Linked DNA regions of Homo sapiens: region 2 is linked to region 1. A link is an interaction called in ENCODE POLR2A ChIA-PET data of the cell type or tissue named here. Cell type or tissue: MCF 10A. All regions are shown on one strand.

Region 1 (2,500 bases):
CAAATATCTCTTTGAGATCCTGTTTTAAATTCTTTTGAATGTATATGCAGAAGTGAAATTGCTGGATCATATGGTTATTATATTTTTAATTTTTTGAGGAACCTCTGTATTGTTTTCCATAGTGGCTACACCATTTTATATTACCACCAAATTTTAAATAAGGGTTCCAATTTCTCTACATCCTCATCAACATTTGCTATTTTCTGTTTTTTTGATAATAGTCATCTTAATGGGTGTGAGGTGGTATCTTGGTGTAGTTTTAAGTTGTGTTTCTCTGATAACTGATGATGTTGAACATACCTTCATACGCTTGTTGGTCATTTGTATATCTTTGGAGAAATGCCTGTTCAAGTTCTTTATCCATTTTTAAATTGTATTAGTTGTAAAACTCTATGTCTTAAATAGTACCCCTATCCATCTGATTCGCTCCCATGCCTGGAGATGTCACTCAAGGAGGCTGGAAGAGCACCCCAGTGATTTCAATGGAGATTGGTGGTGAGTGGGCCAGCAGTGGTGATGGAGTGGTGATGGAGATTGAGGAGGCTTGGTTGCTCAAACTGCATTGTTCTTGATTGGGTTATTCTTGACATCACACACTCTTCAGTTTGATTTTATTTATTTATTTATTTATTTAATTTTGAGACGGAGTCTCGCTCTGTCGCCCAGGCTGGAGTGCAGTGGCACGATCTCGGCTCACTGCAAGCTCTGCCTCCTGGGTTCACGCCATTCTCCTGCCTCAGCCTCCCGAGTAGCTGGGACTACAGGTGCCTGCCACCATGCCTGGCTAATTTTTTGTATTTTCAGCAGAGACGGGATCAGTTTGATTTTTTTTTTTTTTTTACGTCTATACCATTAAGCCTCAAATTAGACAGGCAATTCCCTGGGGAGTCTTTACTGAGTCCTGAAATTACCCTCTCTTCCATTTTCTGAGCCTTTAGCTTCTTTTTTTTCTTCTTTTTTTTTTGAGACAGTCTCACTCCATCACCCAGGCTGGAGTTCATTGGCATGATCTTGGCTCACTGCTGCAGCCTCTGCCTCCTGGGTTCAAGTGATTCTCATGCCTCAGCCTCCCAAGTAGTAGCTGGGATTACAGGCATGGGCCCCCACACCTGGCTAATTTTTGTATTTTTAGTAGAGATGGGGTTTCGCCATGTTGGCCAGGCTGGTCTTGAACTCCTGACTTCAAGTAATCCGCCCTCCTCGGCCTCCCAAAGTGCTGGATTACAGGCATGACCTAACTTCTTCTAAAAGTGTACTTCCTTTTCCATCAAGAGTGCTTTCCTGGCGTTGGTGCTGCTAGGAATCTACCTCTTCATTGTGCCCATCCTCCATTTTTTCCCCAATTTTTCTACGTCTTCATCACAATAAAACTCTTCCTGGCTCTTTGCCCAAGGCTGCAGCCTAAAATGTTCTGGGGCCTCTGCATCAAACAAGGGTGGTTCTGCCAGGTTTTTCTGAGCCCTTCTGTCCTGAGACAAAGGACTTGGCCTGGTATTCAGAGTGTCAACCGCTTGGAATGTAACAGTTCCTGATTCAGAGCCTTAGACCTCCCACTGCAATGGCTCAGTGTCTTTGAACTAACCAATAAGCACAGGAGATCTCTTGTCCTTTGAGTAGAAGAGCAGCCTCACTGCCACTCTTTTGGCTGGGACTCTAGGGGCCTGAGGTCCTGTTCTGGATTTGTGACCTGCTCTGTGACTTTGAGTGAGTCACTTAGTCTTTGTTTTCCCAGTTGCAAAATGAAGGGCTTAAATTAAATGATCTTTGAGGTCCTACCAAGCTCTAACACTCTTTGGTTCAATTCTGTTAATCATACATGTACATGTATATGTACATACTGTACATAATGTACATGTCCATACTGTACATAATGTACATGTCTTGGTGTTCTTGGCTCTTTATTAGCCAGTGGGGCACTCCATAGGTTAATAAAATAGACTCTGCTTTCAGAGCTCATAGTCCAGGAGGGAAGCAGTTGCATAAACAACTAAATCTTCTAACATGAAGTGTTTCTAGAATGGCACTGTCACCATGTATTTTTGGGATAGAGGATAGTGATTAGTTTTAGTTGGAAGGGTCTGTGAAGCTTCATGTAGGAGACAGCGTTTGAGTCTTTGGTCTTGTCTTCACCTCTGTTCTGTTGTTCTTTCCTCTCTCCATCTCCGTGTGAATTCCCAAACCTGGTCTTTTTTTAAACTCTGGGACAGTTTTCAGGATAAGTTATGTTCCTCCTTAAATAAAAATAAAACAAGGCTGCGCATGGTGGCTCATGCCTGTAATCCCAGTACTTTGGGAGGCAGAAGCAGGTGGATTGCTTGAGCCCAGGAGTTTGAGACCGCCTGGGCAACATGGTGAAACCCTGTCTCTACAAAACAAATACAAAAATTAGCCTAGCATGGTGGCACACGTCGGTAGACCCAGCTACTTAGGAGGCTGAGGCCTTGGGAGGATCACTTGAGCCCAGGAGGCAGAGGTTGCGGTGAGCTGAGATTGCACCACT
Region 2 (2,500 bases), 150 kb before region 1:
CCTGGCAATGTTGGTTATCTTTTCATGTGCTTATTAGACATTTGTATACCTTCTTTGGGGAAATGTTTATTCTAATCTTTTGTCCATTTTTTAATTGGGTTATTTGGCTTTTGTTGTTGAGATGTAAAAAGTTTTTAAAACTAATAAAATATTTTTCTAATTTTTTTTAAGGCTAGGGCGTGGTGGTATGCACCTGTGGTCCCAGCTACGAAGGAGGCTGAGGTGGTAGGATCGCTTGAGCTCAGGAGATGGAATGCACCACTGCACTCCAGCCAGGAAGTGTAATGGTTAGTTTTATGTGTCAACCTGGCTAGGCTATAGTCCCCAGTTACTCAATCTAACACACTAATCTAGGTGTTGCTGTAAAAATATTGTGTAGATTTGGTTGACCTATACAATCATTTGAAGTTAAGTAAAGGAAATTATCTTTGATAATTGGTGGGCCTCACCAATCAGTTGAAGGGTCTAACAAGCAAAACAGGTTTCCCTGAGAAGGAAGAAATTCTGCCTGTGGATTGAACTGTAGCCTCAGCCCCAGCCTGAGAGTTTCCAGCTTGCTCTGCAGATTTTAGACTTGCCAGCCCCCTCAATCATATAAGCCAATCCCTTAAAATAAATCTCTTTGTATATGTATATATCTCCTACTATTTCTGTTGCTCCGGAGAGCCCTGACTAATGCAGGGAAGAAGAGGATGTCTTCCTTCCATTAACTCCCAATTTGAATCAATTGGAAACACCAGGTTTGGGAATGAAGGAGGAAGGCCTGGCAGACAAGGAGATCTGAGGGGAGGGTGTTGAGAGCCTCCCGTCTAGAGGAAACGGTACCCCATGTCTAGAGATGGGAGGTGGTGAAAATGTTACCTGAACAATACTCCATCTGGATCATCAGATGAATAAGGACTTCTAGAAGCTCAAGTTTAATCACTGTTTTCTTTATTCTTTGGTTTTTGTTTTTTTGAGACAGTGTCTTGCTTTGTTTCCCAGGCTGGAATGCAACGGCGCGATCTCGGCTCACTGCAACCTCTGCCTCCTGGGTTCAAGTGAGTCTCGTGCCTCAGCCTCCTCAGTAGCTGAGACTGCAGGTGCGCACCACCACACCTGGCTAATTTTTGTATTTTCAATAGAGACAGGGTTTTGCCATTTTGGCCAGGCTGGTCTTGAACTCCTGACCTCAGGTGATCCACCCACCTCGGCCTCCCAAAGTGCTGGGATTACAGGTGTGAGCCACCATGCCCAGCCTCTTTATTCTTTATCTCATCTTTGTGATCTCTAGTTTTGAGATGAGGAGCTTTCTTTCAGCCTCCTGTACTCTCAACTAACAATCATGAGCTTTTAGTTCAAGGGAAATAACTTGGTTTTGAGAAGAACAAATGATCCTGTTGCACTGTGCTACAAGGTCTTTGACTTGCTTTCTGAAGGTCTTCAGCTCTTTATAACAGGCTCATCTTGGCATTTGCTTCAGAACTTTCTTCCTCTTGCTCCAATAATGACCTTCCCAGACAGATCATTTCTCAAGAGACGACACTGCTTTGTCTTGACAAAGTTCAGTCACTTCATTTCCTCTCTGCAGAAGATTTTGATCTGCACTTTCAGTCGAGGTTTGCTCAGCCTGAAGATTTTTCACCTGATCTGTCTTGGCTTTTCTGTTTTCTTCTTTAGCAATGTTGATGTAGAATTGATTTTTCTCCCATCTGGGATGTTTAAATGTACACTTGACTTTTCAACATTAATTTCTTCCTGGCTCCTCTTGTCTGGTCATAAATACTCTCTTCACCTGCAGATTCTAAGTTATTACCCATGTTCTCTTCTCCAAGGGAAGCTATCACATCTTTTATCTTTAGGCCAGGCATGGTGGTATGCACCTATAGTCCTAGCTACTGGGAAGGCTAAGGCAGGAGGATTGCTTGAGCCCAGGAGTTCAAGGGAGCAGTGAGCTATGAGAGCGCCACTGTACTCCAACCTGAGCAAAAGAGATCTTGTCTCAAAATAAATAAATAAACAAACAAACAGAAAAATTCTGCCCCAAACCAAGATTACTATTAACACATGTAGTATCACAACACACATTAACTCTCTCCCATTAATTCCCCAGGAGAGTAAATCTTAGTCTTACATTGTCAGATACTTCTCCATAGAATTTTGTTGCAGTGGGCCAGGGGTGGTGGCTCATGCCTGTAATCCTAGCACTTTGGGAGGCTGAGGCAGGTGGATCACTTGAGGTAAGGAGTTTGAGACCAGCCTGGCCAACATGATGAAACCTCGTCTCTACTAAAAATACAAAAATTAGCTGGGCGTGGTGGTGCATGCCTGTAATCCCAGCTACTCAGGAGACTACTCAGGAGGCTGAGGTAGGAGAATTGCTTGAGCCTGGGAGGCAGAGGTTGCAGCAAGCCGAGATCGCACCATTGCACTCCAGCCTGGGCAACAGAGTAAGTGAGACTGTCTCATTAGAAAAAAAAAAAAAAAAGAACTCTGCTGCAGCATCTTCTAGGTTTGTCCA

Evidence for each region. Peaks named below come from ENCODE experiments on the same cell type or tissue, not always from the same donor. Only the 100,000 strongest peaks of a DNase experiment are listed, where the experiment ranks them.
Region 2: POLR2A ChIA-PET joins it to region 1 with 6 read pairs; 2 of 35 experiments call an interaction of 5 or more read pairs at or near these places.

What each region holds. Positions count from the first base shown.
Region 1 is chr11:73,493,468-73,495,967 of GRCh38, reverse strand. All of the region lies in intron 1 of FAM168A (family with sequence similarity 168 member A), which reads left to right. Among named protein-coding and RNA genes, the nearest start is that of FAM168A, 100 kb to the left of the region's middle. RefSeq lists enhancers at 622-1,139, 1,140-1,658. In MCF 10A, no CTCF peak of the experiment used is centred here; a DNase peak (open chromatin) is centred at 1,517.
Region 2 is chr11:73,639,823-73,642,322 of GRCh38, reverse strand. It overlaps the pseudogene LOC100419713. Among named protein-coding and RNA genes, the nearest start is that of PLEKHB1, 5.5 kb to the left of the region's middle. In MCF 10A, no CTCF peak of the experiment used is centred here; no DNase peak of the experiment used is centred here.